2 separate regions of the Homo sapiens genome follow, and region 1 is linked to region 2. The links are chromatin loops, found by intact Hi-C in ENCODE. Cell type or tissue: dorsolateral prefrontal cortex. All regions are shown on one strand. Each heading gives the region's core, and the rest is flanking DNA. Links, peaks and the distances in the headings are about the cores only. Region 1 overlaps MTCL1 (microtubule crosslinking factor 1). Region 2 has its middle 160 kb from the start of GACAT2.

What was found. Hi-C counts contacts between places; a loop is a spot of excess contacts. Peaks named below come from ENCODE experiments on the same cell type or tissue, not always from the same donor. Only the 100,000 strongest peaks of a DNase experiment are listed, where the experiment ranks them.
Region 1: it touches region 2 in a loop (8-fold over the local background); 3 of 110 quality-filtered maps call a loop at or near these places.

Annotation. Positions count from the first base shown.
Region 1 is chr18:8,812,820-8,822,308 of GRCh38, forward strand. MTCL1 (microtubule crosslinking factor 1) reads left to right here. Exons shown (of 15, transcript NM_001395333.1): 11 at 160-414; 12 at 6,144-6,440; 13 at 8,648-8,679. Among named protein-coding and RNA genes, the nearest start is that of GACAT2, 110 kb to the left of the region's middle. RefSeq lists an enhancer at 5,818-6,319. In dorsolateral prefrontal cortex, for the core only: no CTCF peak of the experiment used is centred there; no DNase peak of the experiment used is centred there; H3K27ac peaks cover 3,270 bases.
Region 2 is chr18:8,865,099-8,874,587 of GRCh38, forward strand. No RefSeq gene overlaps it. Among named protein-coding and RNA genes, the nearest start is that of GACAT2, 160 kb to the left of the region's middle. In dorsolateral prefrontal cortex, for the core only: no CTCF peak of the experiment used is centred there; DNase peaks (open chromatin) are centred at 5,568 and 6,495; H3K27ac peaks cover 936 bases.

The sequences.
Region 1 (9,489 bases), core at 853-8,852, 52 kb before region 2:
TTAATTAGGACTTTAAAAATAAAATTTGTTTATACTGTGGGATTGGTCAAATCTTGGTTTAAACATGTTTCCAGGGATCACATGTAAATGTGCTGAGACTTCATCCTTGAATGCAAGACTTGTCAGAGAGGGAATTCCTAAGTCTCTTCTCCTTGACAGCTGGAAGAGAAGACTGAGAACAAGTTGGGAGAACTAGGCTCCTCCGCTGAGAGCAAGGGGGCCTTGAAGAAGGAGAGAGAGGTGCACCAGAAGCTCCTGGCAGACAGTCACAGCCTGGTCATGGACCTGCGCTGGCAGATCCATCACAGCGAGAAGAACTGGAACCGGGAGAAGGTGGAACTTCTCGACCGCCTGGACAGAGATCGGCAGGAGTGGGAGCGGCAGAAGAAGGAATTCTTGTGGAGGATAGAGCAGGTAAGGAGGCACCCCGGGGCCCTGGAGCATAGGCACAGAGTGTAGACTGCTCAGTGGACCCAGAAAGCAAAAGCACTAGGCTGCTTCATGGTCCTTGCAGCATCAGGATGCATGGGCTTCCAAAGGAAGAGAGAGAAATTCTAGAATTGCTTGTGTTGGAGACCAAGGCTCATGCCTCTCCATGACACAGATCTTTTCTTTGCAAAGTTCATAGGTAACTCTCCTATGTGTACATGTGGTAGTGGCAGAGCAGGGTGGGTGGGGCTTGTGGGAGCGGGGGGATAACTTTTTAAAGGAATTTAAAGACTAAACTGGAAAGAGGAGGTTATTTCAGGTCTTATTCAATTGAAAACAAACTATAACTTTTAAGTTTGCCACTAAAGATGTGGTCACAGTGACTGCTCCAACTTGAATGGAATTGTTGTCATTAGAAAAGAAATTGCTGAATTCAGTTGAAAGTCAGGCTGTTTGCTGGTGAGTGTTCCTGCTGTGGATATTGCTGAGCTGTGATTAGATGGACCATTGTCAAGAGAGGTAGCTGGTAGCTCATCATCTTCAGCTAAACAAACAATTCAGAAACTCAGATGAATTTGGGGAGGAGGGGGGTAGTCATTTTTCTGCCAATATAACCATTCTCTGCATTGCATCAGACTTAGAACAGTTTGCATAGTTGCAGTAGTTCCTGAGGGATACACAAATTAAATTGATGAAGATTTGGAATTCTTCCCTGGCTGGATTTTTACATAGTATATATTTTGTTTATTTCAGCCAGTCACACACTTATAAATTTATGAGGTCTCAAGGAAATGTATTAATCAGTAAGAAATTGAGCTCAGGAAAAATAACCTCATTACTCTATTTTAAATACCCATAGAGCCTTTTGACAAATGTGCTCTATTATCCATAGACATGGTGCCTGTGTTACGCAGGTACAATGACAAAGGTGAGTGTATGCATGTGTTGGATAGGGCGGGAGGCAGAATGAACTAAATGGTAAGAAAGACCAAGAGGCTTTGGCTTGGAAACCACTAAGAAGAATAAAATACACCGCAGGTGAGCTATGATCCCCACTGCATTCCAGCCTGGGCGACAGACCGAGACCCCGTCTCCAAAAAACAAAAGAAGGAAAGTACACTGCAGATAGAAAAGCTGAAACTCTTCGTAGGTTTGACCACTTACACAAATGAGTCACCTTACTAATCTTTGATATTCCCCAAATCCTATCAAGAGGAATGCTGGCCATTTCCTTTCTGGCTTGGAAATGCAGCACTTGTGAAGAGTCTCCTGTATTAAATCTCCTGTGTATGTCGTTGCTCTATGGTTAGGTGGAAATTTTAGGGATAGAAGTGGCATATATTCTTTGAAAATGGCCACTAATTTATTATATCCAACTTAGTTGACCGGTGTCACAGTAACTCCAGGCAACTTGTCACCAGGGAGCTTCATTCTTGGCCCGTGCTCTAGGGCCACTCACTTTTTACATCCCTCCTGTACCCCAGTGAGGCCATCATGATCCCTGCCATGCCCCCTTTAGGGTGCCCTTCGCCTGTTAGCCATGGTGGCTTGTTGGACTTGTCACAGGCTTCATTTCTTTGGGAAGTCACACCTTGGATATAAATTAAGCAAGTCTTTTAGGTTTTTATTTTTACTTTTGGGAATGAAGAATTTCTAGTAAAGGAAAAATTAGATACATGTGGTGATACTCAACTTTCGAAAAGTCAGTGACTTACAGGAAACAACAGGTGCTGGAGAGGATGTGGAGAAATAGGAACACTTTTACACTGTTGGTGGGACTGTAAACTAGTTCAACCATTGTGGAAGTCAGTGTGGCGATTCCTCAGGGATCTAGAACTAGAAATATCATTTGACCCAGCCATCCCATTACTGGGTATATACCGAAAGGATTATAAATCATGCTGCTATAAAGACACATGCACACGTATGTTTATTGCGGCAGTATTCACAATAGCAGAGACTTGGAACCAACCCAAATGTCCAACAATGGTAGACTGGATTAAGAAAATGTGGCACATATACACCATGGAATACTATGCAGCCATAAAAAAGGATGAGTTCATGTCCTTTGTAGGGACATGGATGAAATTGGAAATCATCATTCTCAGTACTGTCGCAAGGACAAAAAACCGAACACCGCATATTCTCACTCATAGGTGGGAATTGAACAGTGAGATCACATGGACACAGGAAGGGGAACATCACACTCTGGGGACTGTTGTGGGGTGCGGGGAGGTGGGGGATAGCATTAGGAGTTATACCTAATGCTAAATGACGAGTTAATGGGTGCAGCACACCAGCATGGCACATGTATACATATGCAACTAACCTGCACATTGTGCACATGTACCCTAAAACTTAAAGTATAATAATAATTAAAAAAAAAAACATTAACATTAAAAAAAAAAAAAGAAAAGTCAGTGACTTAAAGATGAACCACAGCCTCATTTTGAGACTATATTTTGGAAAGGTAATAGTGGTCAGGAGCTGACCTCCAATTCCAGGTTATCAGTATTGAAACAGTTCGGCCAAACTGACAGCCTCAGAACCCAGTCCTCAAGGTGGACATCTTTGAGCATCATAGATCTGAAACACGTGAGTTTCGGGCATGCATCTGTTCATGAAATCTGTGTGATGGATCCCACAGTCTTTGTACAATGATGTCATTGCTGTTTTTAGAAGAGGATTGGTTACAAATGAACTGATGCTTCAGACATGCAATGGTGGCTTTCAAAAATAAATCTGGCCTTTTCCCCAAAATATTAAACATTTTTAAAGAAGACTTCTTAAATCTCAGTGCCCCATCCGGAAATTGAGGTAAAGCAATTATAGGCATTCACCAGACTTCCTGAAAAGAGGATGTTGGTTCAAGTGTGTATGGGTGTATATAGATTTTGTTCATTTATCAGTTATTGGGTTGCTTGTTCATTTAACTTTTAGCTACATACTCCGTAGATAAATGAGAGATGTAACTGAACATTCTTCACAATGTATACTCTCAACATTTGACTACTTGGTAAGCCATATAATATAACCTTGACTGTGATAACCTAATACAGATGGTGAAAGCAGTAACACTAAATCCATTTTCCACTTTCAGAACACATGCTTCATACTTGTCCGCTGTCATTAAATTCCTACATAATTTCTGCACCACATGAGGCATGTTATGTGATGTATGACTGTGGGAATGTGGCTAAGGTCATATAACACATTTTATCTCTCTTATCAGCGTCTCTTGTCTCAATCCAAGTTTGATTGCGGGGTGGGGGTAGGAGACTTTTATGGAGTCACACTACATTTCTCCTTAGAATTGTTGAGTTCCCAGTTAACATGCAGATGATGTAAAACTTGCTGTTATATTTGCTGTACTTGTCAAGCAAAAAGGGTCATCCATTCATTCTCCTTCCAGTAACTTTCTTAAATCAGCTGCCATTCTTTTAAAAACTCCATTCTTTTAAAACCTGTTACAAAGTGGCCTTTTTTCTTTCTACCAGTCTGGGGAAGGTGACACTCTCGAGGGTTTATTGTTTCCTGTATTAAAATACAAATCTTTAAAATGTTCGACTTGCATTAAAAGTTGTTTTACTGCAAGATTGCAAGTAGGTGCTGATGCTGGCTGAAATGACTCCTATAGGAAACCCTCCCTCTCTGAGGACTCGTTCTATTACAACACCCCAGAGGCATCTTAGCAGCAGATATCTCCACCACAACCACTCCAGTTCAATTTTAGGAAACCTAACACTTAGCAGCTTGAGTACAAGTTGCTCCTGGCTGCCTGGGTTTATTTTTGAAATCCTACTTTACTGAGTTAGAAGGTGCTTGTTCATAGCCCTCCTCTTTAGTCATTCTTTTCCCCCTTCACTCACACCCTCAGTGCACATTTGCAGCTTCAGATGGGATTCTTGCATTTTAATTTCTTGCCCAAAATAGCTTAGAGATGATCATGTGTTGAAACTAAATTGTGCCGACATGCATTAAATGAACATATAAAAAGCCTTCCCTTTTTTTTTTTTTTTTTTTTTAAAGAAAGCAGTTAGCATCTTTAAGACAACTGCAAAGAACTGTGTCATCATCAGGGAGGTGGAGGAGGAGAGAGCAGAGGGGCAAAGCTAAAACGTAGAGTTTTTAGGTTTTGCTGGGTCCCTAATTTGACTGTGAACTGCCTCAGATGCTAACGTGTCAGCTTTGGCTGAATCAGACTCCATCTTTCTCAAAGGTAAAGATAAATCTCTGTTCTGCCACCTTAGAAATCACTAACAATGAGCAAACGTCCTTTTGTCTTTACTGTCTCATATGGCTTTCTTCCTGACTATACAGAAACCATATTTACGTCCAACTTGTGGATGAATGCTCCAATTAGGACACAGAGATGCAGTTTGTAGTGATGCTTAAAAAAAAATGAATTGATCTGCATTCAAGGAGGTTTTAGAATTTCCTGGAACGGTCTCAGCACTTGAGGACTTCAAATCATTATTTGGCCACTCCTTCAGGTCAAATCCAAATGTCACTTTCATCGTTCAGATACTTTGCTTATTCAAAAGAGCAGTCAATCCAGTAGTGTGAGCTTGTCATCCAATAAAGGCACCATTAAAGATTCATAGGCGGAAATAGCTTCAGGTCTCAGTTGTGCTTTCTGTGGCTGTTTTAGAAAGGGAAGCAATGAGGAGGGATCAGAAGAATGGAGTGGAAGCTGGTGAGGGCTCCTCTGGGGAGGGAGGCCGTGCGCCCTGCAAGCCATTTGCCTGCCTGCCTCAGCAGTTCCTTGTGATTTCATATGGGCTCCCTTCCTGAGCCACCTCCACGAAATCTCCATCTAGTGCCGCAAAACAGCCCAGAAAGGCATAATGCCCTTATGTGGGCTGGGCTCCCACTAGACGGCATGACTCCGGTGAGCCCACGTGCACAACCCATCTTACAGATAAGGAAACTGAGCTCAGGAGAGTCGGGAACTTGCACCTGCCTGCAAACCAGCAAGCCACACGTTAATGGTTCCAACTCAGGTCTTCTAACTCCAGGTGGCCCTGTGCTTGCCCACTACCGCTTCTTGAGTTCAACCAAGTCAGGGAAAAAAGTATGACTCTAACGTAATGTGGCTTTTTTTTTTTCTTCACTCAGTCATACCAGATCTTTACTTGCGTTATAGCTAAGTTTGTATCCTCTCAAATAAAGTGTAAGTTATGTTTAACACCAAATGGTTACAAACTCAAGTTTGCTCACTTGAATTACTGATAGGACCTGTTCCACATGCCCTGGGGCTAGTTAGGAAAATCAGATTCACACTCAGAAGTTTGCTATCACTGATAGTATTCCACTGAGTATGTCTTCACTTCTGAAGGAAGTTCCAAAGAGAGTTTTAAACATGTTCTTTAACAGTATTAGATTAAAAAATAGTAATAAATGTAAAATTTCCCATGAGCACAACACTCAGAGTTATGTACAATAACACATATATTGGTGTCAGAAAGAGTTCACCATACTCGTACGTGGTTAATGCAGATTTTCTGGGCCAGATAAAATTGTGGGTTTTGTAAAGCATCTGTAATGTTGTGTTACATTTTGAAATTAAGATCAGAACTTTAAGAACATTTGCTTCTCACAATATTTTTCAAACTGACCTATGTGTAATTGCAAATTGTGGAGAAACGATGTTCTTAGGGAGACCATCAGACAGAAAAGTGAGGCTAATTATTTTCATTTTTAAAATTCTCAAGTTGCAGAAAGAGAACAGTCCCCGGAGAGGTGGCAGTTTCCTCTGTGATCAAAAAGACGGCAACGTTCGCCCCTTTCCCCACCAGGGAAGCCTCCGCATGCCCCGTCCAGTGGCCATGTGGCCTTGTGCAGATGCTGACTCCATCCCGTTTGAAGACCGGCCGCTGTCCAAGCTGAAGGAGTCGGACAGGTGCTCGGCCAGTGAGAATCTCTACCTGGATGCCTTGTCCCTGGATGACGAGCCAGAAGAGCCACCAGCCCACAGGCCCGAGAGGGAGTTCAGGAACCGCCTCCCTGAGGTCAGCCAGGTTTTGTCCATCCTAGTTAACCACTGTGGAATGAGGGAGCCGTCATGAAACCTAAGAGGCATCTGCCAGATTCCTCTCCTGGCAGGCTCTAGCACTTTTGCATACAGCAACCTCCGAATTGAGTAAAAATGAAATCTTCACAACACCAAGGGTTTTGCTTCACCCTAAATTAGCATGCTCTGCTGTCAGTTTAACTTTGCCCCCTTGTTTCAGGTTTAGAAATACTGGACTAGAGTCCTATACAAAAGGAAGGTCTCACAAATAAGTGTGTCCCATAAAACACACAAGAGGAAGTAAATAATTCTGGGAAGTGTATATGCTCAACTTTTTCTTTTTTCTTTTGATTTTTTTGGAGATGGAGGTCTCACTCTCTTGCCCAGGGTGGAGTGGAGTGTCTGATAACGACTCACCACAGCCGTGACCTCCTAGGCTCAATTGATCCTTCCCCCTCAGCCTCCTGAGTAGCTGGGACCACAGGCACATGCTACCATGCCTGGCTAATTTATTTTGTTTTATTTTTTAAGTAGAGACAGGGTCTCCCTATGTTGCCCAAGCTGGTCTCGAACTCCTGGGCTCAAGTGATCTGTCTGCCTTGGCTTCCCAAAGTGCCGGGATTACAGGTATGAGCTACCACACCCAGCCTCAACTTTTCTTGAAATAATAGTACAGTCTTCTGAGTCTAGAAAACTAATAACCAAAAATATTCTGGGCAAAGGGAAAAAAATCCAACACTTAGAAACCTTACATAAATTAGACCACCAAATGGGTGAGCTAAGCTGTAGACATTTCCATGGCACAGCGTTAGTTATGTTTTTCTGGTTTTAATATTTTTAAAACCTTGTTTTAAAAGTTGTTCTAGGGCCGGATGTGGTGGCTCATGCCTGTAATCCCAGCACTTTGGGAGGCCGAGGTGGGCGGATCACGAGGTCAGGAGATCGAGACCATCCTGGCTAACACGGTGAAACCCTGTCTCTACTAAAAATACAAAAAAATTAGCCAGGCGTGGTGGCGGGTGCCTGTAGTCCCAGCTACTTGGGAGACTGAGGCAGGAGAATGGCGTGAACCCAGGAGGCGGAGCTTGTAGTGAGCCAAGATCGCGCCACTGCACTCCAGCCTGGGCGACAGAGCAAGACTCCATCCAAAAAAAAAAAGTTGATTCTAGGACTCATTACCTGTGAAGCAGTTCAACAGTTGCTGCACCTATCATTTGGTCTCCTAAACACTCAAGACTTAGAAGAGTTCATATCAAATAGTGTTATTGAAGTATGCAGAAATTATATTTCACCCACATCAGTAAGGTCAAATGCCTTATCCTCAGCAATGTGTACCAGGTTGATAGGACATTGCCACAGTCCCACCCTGTCTGATCTATTGGCAATCTTATACAGTCCGATTACATAGTAGAGGTAACGTGGGGTGGGGTCAGGAGCCTGTGCGTGGGTTCCAGCCCACTGGACCCTGCATGGCAGAGACAAGGGGCATGCTCATTAAGGGGAAGGGTACCCCTTGCTATTTACTGTCTTGAAAAATATGCTTCCCTTACTGTTAGTCAGAGTCTTGCTGCTTCAAAACCACATCAGCACAAGAGTGTTTTCTCAGCAGACAACCTCGTGTTTATGCCGTTCTCTACAAACACAGCTATCATTCTTCTTAAAGGGGAAGGCACTGTACTTTGCCTCTGATTCTAAATGGGAATGTTTAAAACCAACCAAGTGCCCGAGTCTAAGGATGTCACGCCAACTTCTACAGCAAGATCGGGACCACTAACGTTACTCTATCACCTTCCATCTTTCTCTCTAACATAACACATGCACACTCTCTCTCTCTCTCTCAGTCTCACTCTCACACTTAGGTTGTTACAAATCCCGCTTTGAAATTCATGTAGTCAGTGAGGTCCTTTGAGGAAGCACAGAAGAGCCACCTCCTCCATGACAAAGTTTATAGCCAGTTGTTCTCACTCATGTGGGCTTCTCCCTGGACTACAGAAGCTCCAGCCCCTCATCATGCTGTGGACTCGCTTTGATGATTGTACTTTAAAGGCCTCAGGGCAGTAGCACTCCTAACCAGAGCTTGGCCTCAGTGCACATTTTAAATGGTGGTTTCCTGGGGGTGCAGAGCAAACAAATCACTTAAGTACATTCAGGGCTTCTGGACAACCAAAATTAACCGATTCAGATGAAGTTATTTCTTCTTTATAGGAAGAAGAAAATCACAAAGGAAATCTTCAAAGGTAAGTAAGATTGATGAAAATAATAGATTACTAGAATAAAAATGTCTTGGTCTTAAAATGTTGTTTTGTCAATGCAGTCTATTTTACCACTCTCTTCAAAATGACTTAAAATTATGCCACTTCTGAAGAAGTGGCTGCTTTATTATTCATTTCATAAACATGGTATTTTTGATTATTAACAAAGAAGTTAGACGTGCTGTGTCACATGTGTATGAGTTTTATGGTAAGGACTTTCCAGTTGTTGTTGTGTTATGTATACAAAGGAATGCTTGTGTTGAGTGGTTTTTGAAAGGTCCATGGAAACCTCTCTTTTCTCATTTAAAGTCTGGGAAAACTCTCTTTTGTATGCTGTGAGATGCTTTATACACTGTATTTAAAAGCTCCACTAAGAGAATTTATTAAAATATTTTCTGGCAGTAGTCCTTGAAGAAGATATATAGTGGTTGATGTGGTTGTTAGTTACACACCAGTTTTTTCCTCCCCAGTTTAATTTCCTCCAGTTTTACTTTTTCATCATTCTCCAAATGAATACATACCGTTTCTACTACATGAAATTTCTTCTCAGGCAATTCAGCATTTCCAGATCGCCTCATCCTTGATTTTCCTCTGAACTTCGAGTCTGTGAATGACTGTCCTCTTCCCATTTGCTCCCTGCCAGATCTCTGCAGCACCTAGCCATGCCTGTGGCACACTTCTGTCCTTCACGCTGTCTTCTCTGGTCTTTCTTGGGTGGTACAGGACAGTACTTGAGAGCTCAGGCTCTAGAGCCAAACTGCCTGGGTTGGTTGGTTGGTTGGTTGGTTGGTTGAT
Region 2 (9,489 bases), core at 1,009-9,008:
ACAGCACTTACTGACAGGAAGCCAGGAAGGAGCTGGTGCCTTTCCCCTCCCTGCCAAGGGGACGCTGGAGCTTGCGATTCCCGCCCATATGCATCGGCCTCTGCTGCATGACTTGAGATTTGCAGTATATTGACAAGGCCTATTGTATTAGTTTGCTAGGGTTGTCATAACAAAGAACTGCAGACTTGACTTAAACAACAGAAACATATTTTCACAGTCCTGGAAGTTGGGAAGTCCAAGATCAAGGTGTCAGCAGGGTTGGTTTCTTCTGACGCCTCTCTAAGCTTGGAGATGGCCATTTTTGGAGTTGGCTTGGCGATGGCCATTTTTTCCCCTATGTCTTCATATCATCTTCCTTCTGTGCCAGTTGTGCCCTAATATTCTCTTATAGGACACCAGTCATATTGGATTAGTGCTCTAACTGTTTTAACTTAATTACCTCTTTAAATACAAATATAGCCACATTTTGAGGTACTGGGAATTAAGACCTCAACATACACATTTTGGGAGAACACGGTTCAGGCCACAACACCTACCCAAAAACATTTGCCATTCCAGGGCTACCACACATTTCAAATTCCTACCATTGGTCCTCTGAGCTAGAGTTTCATTAAAGTGCAAATATTTTAACAGAATGAAAGAGTATGGAATCATGGACTCCTACTAACATTGCAGTCATTTTGCCCTATAAATTACCCAGGCCAGTGCCAAGCCTGCTGAGATGGCCTCAGGGCAAATTATTTGAGAATGAGTGGGGAAATTAAGGAATAAACTATAGTTTAGGGTTCTGCCCAAGAGCCCGGGACAACATCTGGTACCGTATTGAACTGTGGTTTCATGGATGGAGTGTAGAGGGATGAAAGATGCTGAAAGAAACTAAGATAAGATTTACCCACTTTTAGGATTTCACTGGGCACTCTGTGGTGGAGTGTTAAGGTATGAATTTTGGAATCAGGCAGAACAGGATTTGCTGATCACCAGCTGTGAGCCCCTGGGCAAGTTGCTTGAGCTATCTGTATCTGTTTCCACTTACCACAGTGGGGAGATGTTAACGCCACCCTCCTGGGGTTGTGATGATAAGCCGTCCTCCACTGGGCAGGGAAAGCATGGAGCATAACAACGGCGCACAGAGATGTTCAGGAAATGAACCTCATGCACTGCTCCAACACTCCATCAGAGTACACATAACAACCTAGATCCCAGAAGATGTTTCAGAAGTGATATGGAAAACTTCCTTCCTTGCTCGGGCAGAACCAGGATATCCCAGAGAAAGAGCAACCCATTTGCAGACCTGAAATTCGAAGCAATAACCAGGACCAAACTAGTAAGCAGATTCCAGAAGAACGAGAGCTTTCCAGTGTGTGACCTGGCCCTCCAATGGAGAGGGCCCCTGCTAAGAGGTGGCCTGGAACACTCTGAGGTAGGGACAAGACACTTCATTCTGAACTTGAACCCCAAAGTCCAACAGTCCAAGCTGAAAAGTTAACCGCAAAGCAAACCACACCACAAAAGACCACAACGTAAGGGCTAAAGAGATCCAACAATCCAGAAGCCAAATCACTGGGAGCTGTTAATCCAGGAGTGGAGCCAACACCAAAAGCCACATTGAGGTCAGAAAGCAAAGGTGCTCCCAGCCAATGGGGCCAAAGAGGAGCAAGGCAGAGGTAGACCAAGAAAGACCCTGGAACCAGGAGGAAAACCAGCTGCCACCAGCTGCCTGTGGCTGAGAGTGGAGCCACATTATATGCCCTTTAAGAGGGAATATGCAAATTAAACCCATTTTGACCTGCAGAGAGTGAGAAAAGACCACGTCACAGCACCTGCCACCTACCTCTTGCACCCAGTGGGCCTGTGCCTTGGCACAAGCAGGGAGTGGAGCTAGGGCTCTGCTGTCCTCAAGGACAGTCTCAGCATCTAGGGCAGCCCACCTGGTGAGCATCTTGCCATCCTGAAGGTGATTTTGTTGATACAGGTTCAAATTTTTCATATAAAATGGCCTCTAAACACAAGTCAACCGCTGCATCCAATGCTCAACTCAAGGGGGAAAAAAACAGCAGTTGCCACGCAGGTGGGGAAACTGGTGGTGATTGACTCACTGAGCGGCGTCACTCAGTGTAATTTTGGGGTGATTTAAGGGTTCTGAGGGTAATATTGACAGTGAGCAATTTTTACCACATGTACTGGCCAGACAACCTAAATCCTGTGAAAGTCTACTCTGTATTTGGTCCATATGAATGCAGGCTGGGGGCAGATCCCAAACTGTGAAAAATAAATATATGTTGTTTAAGCTACCTAATCTATAGTAGTTTTGTTATATAGCAGCCTGAACTGACTCAGACATATGAGTAGCTCAATCTACATATAGAGACAGAAAGTAGATTGGTGGTTACCAGGAGCTAGAGGGAGGAACGGGGAGTTGGTGTGTAATGGATACAGTTTTGCTTTGGGAAGATGAAAAAGTTCTGGAGATGAATAGTGGTGATGTTTGCACAAGAGTGTGAATGTATTTATTGTCACCAAACTGTACATTTAAAATGGCTAAATAGTAAATTTTATATCATATAAAATAACATATATGTTACCACAACTTTTTTTTTAAAGAATTGGTACTGTGTAACTAATAGACATTCCCCTCACCAGGAAATCTCTGACCAAACCGCTCAATTAGGTTAAGAACTATGTGCTCAGTAAGTGTATCTACTGGTGTGTTTTGTTGCCATTTTGGCTTCGCCTCCACTCTCATTGGAATTGAACATGCCCAGCCTGTCAGCTGAGCTGCGGGTGGGATGGTTTGTCCCCGCTTTGCAAGGTTAGCCAGAGAGGACTTCATCATGTATCTGAGGCTTCTCCCCTTTACCAATAGTGGATGTCAGGGGAGATGCCTCTTTGCTCCTGGTATTTTCTTCCGTGCAGAAACAATCTTAACAAACAGGCCATTGTGACGTCTGGTCTTCCTCACTTCTGCTCAGCAAAAGTGGAGTGGCCTCCACCATGAGGGAGAGCCTCGTGTATCCAGCCCCTTGCTGTCTCCATCTGCTTGGGAGTAGCCCCGCTGAGGAAGCCCACCTTCTGCTCCACATTCCCCGTGCCTGCTGCCTGGGCTGGGGCCTGCCTGGTGCTGGGCTGTTGTGATCGGATGCCCCCATGCCTATAGATCTAACCCTCTTCCTCACATACCATCCTCATCAGTAGGAAAGGTGCTAGGTTGGTCTCTGTCTGCCAACTCCTTTGTCTTTTCTCAATCCGTTTAGAACTTGGGTGGCAAGAGCAATACCAGCAGGAGGCTTGGAGATCTAAGCATGATCTACTATTGTGTTCCTGAAACCACTAGGGGATGAGTTGCTACATTCCTCTGAGGACATTGTCATGCTCTGGGTCTCATCTCAGCCCAAACAGAGGGGAAGGCAGCCTGGGAAGCAGGGTCCTCCGTCTGAAGCAGAGCTCACCCACTGAGGCACGCAAGTCCCGCCAGCCAGACTCCAGAGCAGCTGCTGGAAGGACATTCTGCCCTGGGAGGATAGAACATGACACTGGGGGGACCAGGTCACATACAAACAAGACAGCCTGGCCAGAGGAGGCAGCAGAAAGCTCGAATATGGTGGCTCTTTTTCTATTGCTGGATAACAAATTATCAGATATTTACCAGCTTACAACAACCTGTGTTTATTATCTCACAGTGTCCAAGGGTTGGGAGTCTATGGAAGGTGGGGCTTGCCTGTCACCTTCAGATCCAGCCTGGCAGAGTTCCCACATCAGTCCTTGCTGAGCAGACAGCATTTCAGCAACAATCTCAGCCTCTGACTTGGGGGATTTAGAATTAAGTCAGTGATCTGGGATATAAAGGCCTGGTCACAGCAGACTGGGTCCTCAGCTCAGGATCTTGCAGGCTGCAATCCAGCTGCCAGCCAGGCAGAGGGGGTAACAGTCAGCACATACCTCTTACCACCACAGGGCCCCCAGGGATCTATGAATGCCTGGAGATGGGAGGCTGATGGGAGGCAGCAGGTTACAAGCCCCCATAGGGTAGGATTCAGAAGCCTTGGGTAGCATAATCAGACAGAAGGTTAGACGGAAGGCACAAAGTCACATACAAGGCCAATTTGGCAGCACAGAGCATACCTATTTTGGGGCTCGGGCCAGCAGAGCAGGACCCAGGACTACAGCAAAGGAGAATCATACCTGAGAGAGAAGAGGGAGTCTGCCCACTGTGACCAGGCCTCTATATCCCAGAACACTGACAATTCTAAATCCCCTGGGTCAGAGGCTGAGCTTACTGCTAAAATGCTGTCTTCTCAGTGAGGACTGATGCAGGAATTCTTCAGAGCTGGATCTGAAAATGACAGGCAAGTCCCCATCTGCAAGGAGTGGGAAGGCAGAGGCCACCAGATGCCTTTAAGCTTTTACTCTTGACCCTGACTTCTCCAGATAAACTGCTCACCTAAACCTTTGCTCTTCTGATGGTCCTCATTCTACCAGCTTTGTCCTCCTAAACCTCCAGGCTGCTTTTTCTACCTATGCTGCTTCAGACTACCAACTGATGACAAATTGTCGGCCTCGACTTCTCTGCTTTTTTCTTCTTCTTCACTTCTGAGGTCTCCGCTCCTGATGGAAGGCTGGTGTTGAAAGGATTCCAGCCACAGCCTGGACCACACCCCAGGAGCCAGTCTGTCGATGCTCTTGTCTCGGTACCTTTCTCATAAATCAGCCAGGGAGGGGTTCAGTCTGCATCCTGGCCAGAGATCAATGGTGCTAATGGTGTCTGGTCCATTAGAGGTGGAAGAGTTCCAGCCTGTGCAAGTCTGCAGCGAACTGCACCATCAGCTCTGCCAGGTACAGACTCTGGGAATATTCCTTGGTAGTTCCCTGGTCACTCAGAACAGGGCACAGTAAAAGGAAAAACCTTGTCACAGGGCCATCTGACAGACCGTTCTGTCCTATGCCAGATTCCTCATCCTTCCTAATCCTAGGGACACAACCCCTTGCCAGTCATCCCATAAAGTAGTTTTCTTGGTTATTCCTGTAACAGAACTGTCTGTAGACCGTCATCCTTCTCCCAAAGACTGCAGCCACTCTGCGAATTATCTTCACAGAGCACTTTAAGCTGGACCACTCCAAGGATGAGGACCTGGAGGAAGCATTTGGATAGATACAGCCTGTGTCGTGCTGCACTGGGAGGGGGTCATCCCAGTGTGGTTCCAGGATCACGGCTCTTGGAAATCCCAGTAAGGATGTCTTATTCTAGAAAATAAGCTTTATGGTTAGCAAAGGTGGCTATGTTCTCCTTATTAATGGGTACCATTGGAAGACAATGCATCCCTGGACCTACTCACTAGGTCACTTCCATGGTGAGGCTCCAGTCCCTCCACACAGGTTCACTCAGGAAAATCTCTTATTATCCACGCAACAAGATCCTATTTGCCATGTTGTATTCACTTAGACCCATCTTTTAGCAGCTGTGACTTATGCACATCTTCATCTCTACGGTATCAAAATCCAAGATCTCTAAACCAAATGTGGGCGGTGGCTGGAATTTCCCCATCCTGTGGGCAGCAACTTTTGGAAACACTAACAGAATAGAATAAAAAAAGAGGCTGGATTCTATTTGCAGCTTAACACCAACCGCTGAATGAAGCCCTGACTCCCCGTTTTGATGTGCTACCAAGTTTGAATCATGCTGACACATGCCCATCTGTCAGGTGGAATAATGGGGTTTTGAGTGGCTTAATTGTAGCCCAAGTATTAAAGCCCTGCTGAGTTACACGGTGTTGAGTTAAGGCATGTCCACAGTAAAGAGAATGCTCTTCTCTGCCTGAACCAAGGCAAAGACAGAGCTCTTTCCACTAATGGTGACTCCTAGCCACAGATCTGTTGCTAAAAGGAAAACAAGCCCATCTCCTGTTTGTTCTTTAATAGCCTCATCTCTGATATAAGCAGCCTTCCCACCTCCAGAAACTCAGCATTAAAGTGACATCATTGAAATTTGCCATAAATACTGCAAGCACTTTTTTCAAAATGATCTGGTTTATGAGCAGGGTAGCGTAGCCATAACAAGCACCCCTTTCAATACCAACTAATTCTATTTGAAATAGCCTGTCCATTTTTCCATCCCAGGGTCTCTCACCCCTCCTACTTAAAATGCAAAGCAGAATTAAGATTTTGAACTCTAAAGTCAGACATAACTAGATTCAATCCCAGCTCTGAAAATCACCATGGGGTGCGAAAGTTATAAAACATGTTATCAAAATTTTAACACTCCTTCCATCAAGAGTTGGGGTCCATTGCCCTTGAATCTGGGCTCTGTGACTGCTTTACCCAATAAAGTACAACAGAAGTTATGGTACCAGCTTCTGGATGCAGACCTTAAGAAACCAGCAGCTTCTACTTGCTGTCTCCTGGGGTGCTCCTCCTTCTCAGAGCCCAGTCATCCTGCTGGGAGGAAGCTCAACAGCTCATGGAGAGGTCCACGGAGAGGAGACCCAGGTCCTCAGGCCCATGGCCCCAGCTGGGCTCCCAGCCAACAGCCACCACCAATGTGCCAGTCCTGCAAGTGAGCCATCTTGTAAGTAGTCATCTAGCCCCAAGGCTATGAATAATGCTACTGTGAACATTCATCTACAAGTTTTTATGTAGACATATGTCTTCATTTCTCTTGGGTATTTTCCTAGGAGTAGAATAGCTAGACCATATGGTAATTCTATATTTGACAATTTGAGGAACTGCCAATCTGTTTTCCACAGAGGCTGCACCATTTTAGATTCCCACTAATGATATATGAAGACTCCAGTTCTCTTTATCCTAGCCAACACATTTTATTATATGTCTTTGTGCTTATAGCTATCCTAGTGTGTGAAGTTTTATCTCATTGTGCTTTTGATTGCATTTCTCTGATGGCTAATGATATTGAGCATCTTTTTATGTGTTTATTGTTCATTTGCATATTTTCTTTGGAGTATGTCTATTCAGATCCATTGCCCATTTTTAATTGGGTTGTATGTCGTATTATAATTATTTGTATATTCTAGATATTTAACAGTTATTTGTATATTCTAGATATCAATTTGCAAATATTTTCTCCCATTCTATGGGTTGTCTTTTTTTTTTTTTTTTTTTTTTTTTTTGAGACAGGGCCTTGCTCTGTTGCCCAGGCTGGAGTGCAGTAGCACAACCATAGCTCACTGCAGCCTCAAATTCCTGGACTCAAGTGATCCTCCTGCCTCAGCCTCCTGAGTAGTGGGGACCCAGGCATGAACCACTGTGCCCAGCCCTTTTTTGACTTTCTTGATGGTCTCCTTTGAACCACAAAAGTTTTTGATTTTTATGAAGTCCAATTTGTCTGTATTTTCTTTGGCTACTTGTGCTTTAGGTGCCATATCTAAGAAACTATTGCCTAATCCAAGGTCATGAAGATTTACATCTATTGTTTTTAACAAGTGTCATAGTTTTAGCTTTTACAATTAGGCTTTGATCCATTTTGAGTTAATTTTTTTATATGGTGTGAGGTAGGACATCCATTTAATTCTTTTACATGTGGATATCCAGCTGTCCCAGAACCATTTATTGAAAAGACTATTCTTTTCCCCATTGAGTTATCTAGGCACCCTTGTTGAAATTCAATTGACTGAAAATTTGAAGATTTATTTCTGGACTCTCAATTGTATTCCATTGGTCTGTATATCACTCCTTATGCTACTAACACAGTATCTTGATTACTATTGCTTTATGGTAAGTTTTGATACCAGGAAATTGAGTCTTCCAACTTTGTTCTTCTCTTTCAAGATAATTTTGGCTATTCTGAGTCTCTTGCATTTCCATATGAATTTTAGGATGATTTTATCAATGTCTGCAAAGAACCCAGCTGGAATTTTGATGGAGATTGCACTAAATGACTCTATAGATCTTTTTGGGGAGTGTTGCCATCTTAGCAATATTAGGTATTCTGATTCTTGAACATGAGGTGTCTTTCTATTTATTTAGGTCTTGTTTAACTTCTTTTAATAATGTTTTGTAGTCTTCAGAGCATTTAAGTTTTGTACTTCTTTTGTTAAATATATACCCAAGTATTCCATTCTTTTTGATGCTATTGTAAGGGACAGTTCTTGCTCTTTTTTCATTACTAAGAAGGTCTTCCTTGCTAATGGCTCTATCTTACACAGATATTTCAGTTATGTAGGAGTTTTAGGCTTCTGGTTAAGCCTTAGCTATTTTACAATTAATCAACTGGAAATAAACTACATAATAAAGATTTTCCTTTGCCCTGATCCAATAGGGTCTAACAAATTAAATTTATATTTTCAAGGAGCTTACTTTTCATTTTATTTACTTTTGTTTCTCAGTTCAAATGCAATTAGCAGGAAAACAAAATGTGGCCCACTATGCTTTCCTCAGACCTATGTTAAATAACCTTATTTTAAAGAAACATAAAGCAGAAGTCCTTTCCCAGCTACTTTCCTTGAAAAGAATTCTATTCTTTGGGCTATTTCTGTATGCCCTTTCGGCAATGCAATCTTTAGTCTCAACATATGTGGATTTCAATTTTCTTCTTTCTTGAGAATAATTAGAAAAAGCATAAAATGGAGTTTAGAAATAGAAAAGAGATGATATAAAAGAAGAGCAGTGGGAATTTTGCAAAGAAACCTTGACAGAAATGAAGGTCGCTGAGGGCAGGGCCTTTTGTGCCTTGAATAGCTCCTGCTTGGTGAGGAGGGGCCTGCCGAGGGACTCTAGTGCCCAGCAGGGCATGGCCTGGCTGTGGCTTCAGAAATCAAAATCAGAAAGAAACCAAAATGGGCTTCTTTTTTTGTTAGCGAAAAGTTTCAAATATACCAAATTTTAAAAATACATATTTGTCATAATGAACAAATATAATGTACCTCCAGGAACCCACCAACCCAGACTCAACAATCATCAACTCGTGGTCATTTCATCTATAAACCCACCAATCCCCCACCTCCACCTCTGATTATTTGGAAGCAAATCACAGACATTACATTGTTTCACCTACAAGCCTTTCACTGTATATGTATATATCCATATCTGTGTGTGTGTCAGTGTGTGTGTGTGTGTATAATTCCTTAACATTATAAAATATTCAACCAGGTTCAAATTTGTCCATTACCACATAATTTGTTTTCCTGACAGATTTTTTGGATCGGGATCCAAAAACTTATATAAAGTTTCATGTGTTATAATTGGTAGATGTTTCCCTTCGAGTCTTTTAATCCATGTTCCAATGAAGATCCAGGCACAAGGGAAAATGCACATAAATCGTCCGCAACAAAGCAAAATTCTTAACCACTTTAAGCAACCAATAACAGTGAGTATAAATTTCACAAGTCATAGATTCAAAAGCACAAAAATGTAACTTCATTTTACCAATTTTTAACTTGAGCCCCTCATTCTGTCTTTAGTTTGAAAACTCAACCCAGCCTCAGATAAATTTAATCAAATGCAGTGAGTTTTCCATTTTAATCACATTCAGAACACACCTTC